Linked DNA regions of Homo sapiens: region 1 is linked to region 2. A link is a loop called in an ENCODE intact Hi-C map of the cell type or tissue named here. Cell type or tissue: CD4-positive, alpha-beta T cell. All regions are shown on one strand. Each heading gives the region's core, and the rest is flanking DNA. Links, peaks and the distances in the headings are about the cores only.

The links. A loop is a pair of places that touch in the nucleus more often than their neighbours do. Peaks named below come from ENCODE experiments on the same cell type or tissue, not always from the same donor. Only the 100,000 strongest peaks of a DNase experiment are listed, where the experiment ranks them.
Region 1: it touches region 2 in a loop (2.2-fold over the local background); 2 of 110 quality-filtered maps call a loop at or near these places.

The regions. Positions count from the first base shown.
Region 1 is chrX:120,662,790-120,666,694 of GRCh38, reverse strand. No RefSeq gene overlaps it. Among named protein-coding and RNA genes, the nearest start is that of C1GALT1C1, 35 kb to the right of the region's middle. In CD4-positive, alpha-beta T cell, for the core only: no CTCF peak of the experiment used is centred there; a DNase peak (open chromatin) is centred at 2,394.
Region 2 is chrX:120,752,520-120,757,310 of GRCh38, reverse strand. No RefSeq gene overlaps it. Among named protein-coding and RNA genes, the nearest start is that of CT47B1, 120 kb to the left of the region's middle. RefSeq lists an enhancer at 2,142-2,221. In CD4-positive, alpha-beta T cell, for the core only: no CTCF peak of the experiment used is centred there; a DNase peak (open chromatin) is centred at 2,030.

The DNA.
Region 1 (3,905 bases), core at 1,347-3,846, 91 kb after region 2:
TTGCTATACTGACGGTACCTAGAATAGCGTCTGGCACATACTAGATGCTCAGTAAATATTTGATCTAGGAATAAATGAATGAATAGGGGTTTATAGTGTCTACTCTTATGAGGTAAGAAAGATGTGTCTGCCATCTCTCTCCCTACCTCAAAGTGGGATCCATGTCCTTTTCTTTCCTGGTTCTTCATCTCTAATGGTTTACTTCCATCAACTGCCATCCAACTTACTTGCACTACTAAATCAGATTGAACAAATGACATTTCTAAGATATTTATTTACTCCTCTTCCTTTTTCCTCATTGAATTTTCTTGGTATTTGCTAGGAACAGTCTCTAGAAAAGTTGAATTGACTATGTTAAGATGTTGGGTCACTGACTTTTCTCCTATAGCAATGTGGTTCTCAACCCTAACTGTACATTAGAATTAACTTTTAAAAGGAAAAAAAAAAAACTTTTTCTCAGGCTCCACTGCTGGAGGCTCTGATTTAATCACTTTCTTGTGGGGCCAGAATGTGGGTAATTGTTTTCTAACTCCCCAGGTGATGTTATTTTACATCCAGGGCTGAGAACCACTGCATTAAATAAAGTATAGGCTTGTAGCCTGCACCCAGTGTTTTTTGGTGCACCTGCTCTTGAGACCTTAAATATCTAACAGAAAACAAAATATTTCATTCCATAAAAGAAAGGGAAAAATCAAATGTGAATACCCTCAGGAGAGGAATTAGACTGACCTAAAGATAGTAGGGTTTGAGCCCTAGATTCCTAAATCAGATGATCTGAGTTGGAGTGCAGACTCTGCCACTTAACCACCAGATGATTTTGGACAACTAACTTAACTTCTCTAACATGGGAAAGTACCTATCAGTATGCCTGGCATATAACAGGTCCTCAATATATTTTTATTGACTCTGTATATGAACCTCTGAATTCCATCTGTAAGTTGAGTGTAATAATGCCTGCCTGCATCCTGGGGTTGCTGTGAGACTGAAAATAGATAATGGGCACGAAGGCACTTTTTTTAAAAAAAATGATGTTTTTATTTACTTTTTATTATTATTTTTTTTTTAGAGAGACAGAGCCTCACTCTGTCACCCAGGCTGGAGTACAGTGGCATGATCATGGCCTACTGAAGCCTCAAGAGATTTCTGGGCTGAAGAGATCCTCCCATCTCAGCCTCCTGAGTAGCTGGGACTACAGGTGAGCACCACCTCATCCAGCTAATTTTTAAATTTTTCTTTTCATAAGACAGGGTCTCACTTTGTTGCCCAGGCTGGTCTCAAATGCCTGACTTCAAACAATCCTCCTGCTTTGGCCTCCCAAAATGCTGGGATTACAAGAGTGAGCCCCCACCCGCTGTCATGACTGCATTTTAAAATGCTCAGGTGCTGTACAAATGAAAAGGATAAACATTATTTTTCTTTTGTAGTATTGTTAAACATGTATATCACTTTTTTAAAATGTTTTGAAGAACCTTCATGCCTGTGGTCCTATAGAGTGTCATGAGAGCCCTGGGAAGTAAATTAGGCATCAAGTTAACTGGTAAGAAAACTGAGATAAGAGAGGTTGTGTGATCTGCGCAAGGTTGTTCAGCAAAACTAAGACTGGATCCCAGGACTGTTAAATCAAAAGCAGTGATTCTTAGCCAGGCACAGTGGCTCACGCCTGTAATCCCAGCACTTTGGGAGGCCGAGGCGGGCAGACGGTTTGAGCTCAGTAGTTCATAGACCAGCCTGGGCAACATGGCAAAACCCCACCTCTACAAAAATATATATATATTAAAAATTAGCCAGTCATGGTGGCACGCACCTATAGTCCCAGCTACTCAGGAGGCTGAGGTGAGAGGATCGCTTGAGCCCAGGAAGTTGAGGCTGTGGTGAGCTAAGATTGCGCCACTGCACTCCAGCCTGGGTGACAGCACAAGACCCTGTCTCAAAATAAATAAATAAATAAATAAATAAATAAATAAATAAATAAATAAAACAGTGCTTCTCTTCACCAGATGACTGTTATAAAAGGTCTATTAATAGCTCCCCTTAAATAAGTAGATTGGTTATCTGATCAGAGTTCTGAATTGTTGAACATGTTGGGACAATTTCTCTTACTTGACCCATTCGAAGCATGGATTGTACCTGAGGAAATCCAATAAATATTTCCCAGGTCTATATTCAATCCTCAGGTACACGATTTGTTTTGGGTTTTTGTTTCCCTCCACCTCTAGTTTTTCTTATGAAATATTTCAGTAACCATGCTGTTGGTACGTTGAGCAAAAGAAAAAGAAACCTTCCCAATTTCACCATCATCACCTTAGTTTCTTACCATGTGATGCTTTTCTAATTTCAACACTAAAAAAATACAGTGAAAATGACAACACCAAAGATGAATAACCACAAGATGGCAGAGTTTACCATTTCATTTTTTTTCTTGTTTATATCATTTATTCATTCATTCATTCAAGAATTATTCCCTGAGTGTCTACTATGTGTCTAGTGCTTTTCTAGGAGTCTAGAGGATTACAAAAGAGGTTTACATGTGATATAGATCCTGCTCTTGATGAGCTTGTGGTGGGGGGAGCCTGTGGGAAAGACATACCTGAGAACATTTAAATGAAAATACATGGTAATGTGTGATTAAAGACCAAATGCAGAGTGCTGTATGAGTTTGCAATGAGCCAGAGAAGTCTGTATGGAGGAGGGGAGAACAGAGCTAGGGCTTGAAGGATGAATAAAATAGATCGATGTAGGAAAAAAGAATAAATCCCCAGCAAAGGAACCAGTGTGGTCTATGCCACTTAGGTAGAAATGAGCAAGACACAGTCCCAGGTTAGTGGCATGACTAATCTAGTTATAATAAACAGATATTGGGTAAACAAGAATGAAATAAATTAGATCTCCATTGATTTTGTTAGAATGATGCCCACCACGAAAGCTAAACTTATCTATTAAGTCTGCCACTAACTTATTGCCTTTAGGCAAGCCGCGTGACTGATTCAACTCTAGGGTTCTCCTTTGTAAAATGTGCAGGTTGAACAAGATGACCTCAAATAGCCCTTCCAGATCTTAGAAGAAAAGGAGGGAGGGAGGGAGGGAAGGAAGGAAGGAAGGGAGGGAGGGAGGGAGGGAAAGAAAGGGGAAAAGAGAGGAGAGGGAAAAGCTGATTCTAAGTTCCCTAGCAATTACTCTATGGCCTTTGACATGGTTCAGTTGCAAAAAAGAACAGTGATAGTCTGGTATGGTGGTTACAACTTGGGGTCTACTATTAGCTAGCCTAGTTCAAGTCTTGGATCAGTCACTTAATAGCTATTTAACAATAGGCAAGTTAGCTTAGCCTTTATAAGTTTCACTCATTCATTCAACAAATATGTATGTAACACCTTACTGTGTTAGTCAGGGTACTCCAGAGAAACAGAAACAATAAAATATATTTATATCTATGTATGTATTAATAGGAAGAGAGACTCAGTTGTAGGAATTGGCTCACACAATTATGGAGGTCAAAGAGTCCCATGGTTAGCTTTCTGCAAGCTGGAGAACCAGAAAAGCCAGTGGGATAATTCAGTCTGCATCTGAAGGCCTGAGAACCAAGGAGCTCTGATGTGTGAGAGAAGACGGATGTCCCAGCTCAAGAGAGTGAATTGACTCTTCCTCCAAATTCAGGTCTTCAATAAATTGTATGATGGCCACCCACATTAATGAGGATAACCTTCTTTTTACACTCTACCAATTCAAATGCTAATCTCTTCTGGAAACGCCCTCACAGGCACACCCAAAAATAATGTTTTACCTGCTCTCTGGGCATCCCTTAAGCTAATCAAATTGACACATAAAATTACCATCACACTTACAATATGCTAAGCCCTATGTTAGTCATTGGGAATAGAGAGATAAACAAGACAAACAAGATCCCTTCC
Region 2 (4,791 bases), core at 889-3,388:
CCATAGGGGTCTCCTGCCTTAACCCCATCCCCAAGATCCAATGCCAGTCAGAGGATCTTGATAGGAAAGTAAAAAATCCAGACAAGTCAATATCGCTCCTTACTCTAGTCCTTTCTTTTGCCCAGTCATTATCTATCCATCTATACTCAGATTATTGAAACCCACATCACAGGAATCTGATGGACAGGTCTGTGATTGTTCCTTTTTCCTTTGTGTTCCTAGACACTCCCCAGTAAACCACCGGACTTGTATGGTGCTCTGTACATTCAAATTAGAACTATGGTCATATTACCCTCATATACAGTCTCAGACCTGTACATGAAATAAAGATATAGACATAATTCAAAACCTGTATCAATCAGTGTCCCAGCAGGAAATAGATGGCACACTCAAAATGGCTATTTTGGAGAGGGGTAAGGGTCAATATTAATAAATGGACTATTTATAAAGGTGTAGGCAGGGTAACTCAGGGCTAGGAAGAGGATTTGGAGATGCCTTTACCATCATAGCCTGACTAAGAAAAGGGAGACTTTTGATGTCATCCCTACAGGTCAGCTTCCCAGGGTAGAGTGCAGGAGGGAAGACTGGAGTGAGGACCTGAAGAGGCAGACAAAAACTATCTAGCGCAGAACTTCTCATTCAAATTTTGCAGTAATTCAGACCAGGGCTGAGATCAAGGTATTGTGCATTGATCTGGGAAAATCAGCTTTGTTAAGCAAATGAGTAGGCTCATTTTTAAACTATGAAAGAACTCATTTGCATAGAACAGTGAATGACTTTTTTAATGTATTTATTAAAATAGGCCTCACTTTGACACTTTGTTAGCATTAGATTATGTTACTAAATGTGACTGAAAAAAATGAAACGAGACTGCACTTATTTAAAACAGTCTGGATTTCAGATTTACAGCTAATTCCGATTGATTTCCTTGCACCCTGTCCCCCACCAAAAATAAAAACTGGGCATACCAAATTAAGGAGCTTCGATGCTTAAAGTAACATCATAACACTGTTATCAGTTAACTAAACACTGCTCTTCTGCAGTCCATTAGAAGAACCTAGTAACAAGAAAACAGGTTGATATTAAAACTTTTACTTTAAAAAGTAATAACAGTAAATGGACCCCATTCCCAAGGCTGCCATCACATAGCCCAGGCTCCTGACCCTCTCTCTCTGCCTCCATTTCTAACCTAGAACAGTCTTCCAAGATGGCTAGCAGGATAATGCTAAAGCCCTGTCTGAAGTCCAGAAATTAAACACAATAGAGTCCATGATGAGCAAGACACTGATCACTGAGGTTGCGTCTCAGCATCAGACAGACTAGCTTGGGCATTTATCAGCTAAGACACCTCAGGTGAGCGGTTTAATTTCTCCAAGCCTCGGTTTCCTCAACTTTAAAATGGGAATAAAGAAAACATCTACATCATCAGTTGTTACAGGGATTGCATAAGGTTCTGTGTGTAAAACACCTAGCACAGTGCCTGGCACATTACATGCACACAGTAAACACTTTGATTGTCACACTCAGAAACAAGAGCTAATTTAAAGAAAAGAGGGAAAAAAACAAAGGTGAGAAGTGGGTTACCTTTCAATTAACTAAAATGTTACATTGCCCAGACTCCCATTCCCTGAGGGATCCCATTAAATTCACATTTATGGTATTGATTTTTTTCCAGGACAACAACCATTTTACACATTAAACATCTCTACCTCCTGCTATTTTATAGGTGGCTACTATAATAAGATCTCCACTCACATCAATTCAGAAGTCTATCTTTTTCCTCTGTCAAAAGCAGGAAATAAAGCTGGATAAGAGACCTAGGTCACTATGGGGGATGGAAATGTATCTAAGAATCCCCAAAGAATAGGTCAGGAGGGGGATCTGAAGTGGAATAAGAGGCTTAAGAGGAAGAAATTCAAATTGCTATGGCAGGTTTGTTTGGCTCTTGATCCAGAGAAGCCACATCTGCAAATGTTACACACACTGTCACGTGTTAGTTACTTCCCTTTTTCAAAAGGCACAAAGTCCTAGGTCACAAACCACCCCACCCCTCCCCCTAACCCAACAAGGTGAGAGAACAGGAGAGTTCAAGAACACTCAAACAAATAATACTTCCCCAACCCCTGACATAGCCTCCCTTTTTCCATGCTTGCTACTCTATAATTTATCCTCCCCACAACAGCCAGTGTGATCCCTTTTAATTCAGATCACACCACTCCTCTGCTTAAACCCATCCAATGTCTTTTTGTCTCACTCAAATTAAAAGTCCTAATCCTTACAATGGCCTACAAGGCCCTAAGCAACTTGCTAATCTGGTGTCACTAACCCCATGAACTCTCTAACCTCATCTTCTACCTCTCTTCCCCTCACTCACTTCCCTCCAGCCACACTAGACTTCTTTTCCTAGAACACACCAAACGCACTCCTGAATCAAGATCTTTGTTCTGGCTGTGACCTCTGCCAAGAATCTCTTTCTCCAGATTTTTGCATGGCTGACACCAGAAACCTTTTACAGGTTTTCCTCATTGTCCCTTTCTCTGTGAAACTTTCTTTGACCACCCTAATTCAAATTCGATCACACATCACTTCTGGCATTCTCAATCTCCCTTCCTTACTTTCTTTTTCTTCATTGTACTTATCGTCATTTAACATAACACATATCTTATTACCTTATTGTCTGTCTTTCCCATTAAAACATCGTACTCCATGATGGTAGGGATATTTGTCTCTTTTGTTCATGGATGTATTCCCAGGGCGTATAACAATGCCTGGTACATGATAAGCACTCACTATTTGTGGAATAAGTGAATTCACCTAGTTTAAAGTAACGGCCTTACCCTTACGGCATAATGTTTAGAAAAAAAAAATGTGTGTGTGTGTCTTTTTTTAAATAAAGAAGTGGCCTTCAACCCTGACTATACATTAGAATCATCTGGGCAGAGGGCTTTTTAAATCTATTCATACCAGATAATTCAGAATCTCCAAGAGTAGGACCCAGGAATCTTTCTTCGAAGCTATATAGGTAATCCTAAGGTATAGCCAGCGTTAACTCCTGGTTTAAAAAGTCAAATAGCTCTTCTTAATAACAGCCATCTCTGGGATTACCCTTCTTAGCTCAATAATTATTTGTTAAATGAAAGAATCTAGGTGAAATTAGGTTCCAACCATCATCAAGGGGAAAAAACCAAAAGGGACAGCTAGCGGTGTTGTGAGGCAGTATTCAGTGTGCTATGATTAAGAGGTAAGACAGAGAGGCAGTGTCTACAAATAGCAGTGCTTTCCTGGGGCCGACTTAGGTCCAGGAGCTGGCTTTCCATTTTAGAGGTGAAAAACCGTATTTTGCCAGCCCACACAGGTGCGAGGTGGGATCTTCTTGACGACTCCCATTCACCAAACTTACAAGAGATTGATAACACTGCATAATTATGCAACTGCATGACTAACTCATTGGTGCTCTAGCCCTGACACAGAGAAGAACCGTACAGAGACAGTACACTGGATGCAAAGGTTTTAATTTAGGGAGAGGGAGGTGGGAAGTTAGGAGAAGATCATCTGAAAAGGGCACTGCTCAGGTAGGCACTTCTCAGGTGTGCCATCCATGTGGTAAACATCTTTAGCCACTGTATGGAGCCTCTGCTTTGCCTATGTTTTTAACAGGGTTTTAAACAAGTGTTTAGACGTGCCAAACACCTGCTGGTGAAAGGAAAATGCGGGGGCGGCGGGGGGTGGTGTGCTTCAAGTGGAGAAAGATAAATTTGCATTTCCTACTCAAAAGGAGAAACAAAAATAATGCATAATGGGAGAAGAAATTTAATAACTACCATTTCTAATTGGGAACATGTTATCTCATTTAATCCTCCCCACAGCACTGTGAGGGAGGTACTATGGTTATTCCATTCTATAAGGAAGAATCTAAAGCTCAGAGAGGTTAAATAGCTTGCCAAAGATCACAGAGTTGATAAGTAGTAGAAGCAGGGTTGGAACTCTCCAAGTCCCATGCTTTAACTTAGTTGTCCTCAAACTTTCCAGTACATTAGAGTCACCTGGGGGCTTATTTGAATTGCTGACTGCTGGGACCTACTCTCACCGTCCTCCCGCAGCCCCCCGCCCCACCAAATTCTGATTTTGAGGGTGTGAGGAGGGCCCAATAATCTAATGTTACAAGCCCCACGCCTCCCCTGCCCTGGTACTTATGGTGCAAGTGGTTCTTTGTGGGGATTCACAGCTCTTCTCTTTATGTGATGCCGGTGGACAAGAAAGCTGCCTCCTCCCTCTTCACAGCACATCCAAACTCGACTTTAAAAGAAGCTTAAACCATGATTCTCTTGTGTTCTTTGATCATCTTCCACTTCCTGGAATTGCTTGATGAGTTCAAAGGCCCTTCACAGTGAGCTCAGATCAGGACAAAGTGCACACATGTCTCTTAGTGAAGCATCTATCCCAGCTGGCTCACATCCCAAGAGAAGCGAATGAGCTCTTCCCCTACACGAGGCCCCAAAATTAGAGAGCGGTGATGAGCAGCTCTGTTGCAGATCATACCCCTGGATACCTTCAAGAAAAAAAGCATCTGTTTGGCCTTGAATTAAGTTATTTGGTCTCTGATTGTTGCTCTGCACCTCTCCCTGCACAAAACCCCGGAGAAAGGGAAGCAAACATTGGCTCCCAGAGAACTGTGAGTAGTAAACGCAAAAGCCTTCCCAGCTGCAAGCTGGGCCCCACTGCAGCTGTGAGGGGTGGAGGGTAGGGGGGTATCATTTTCTTAGCCTCAGTGAAATCACCTGCATTTGAATT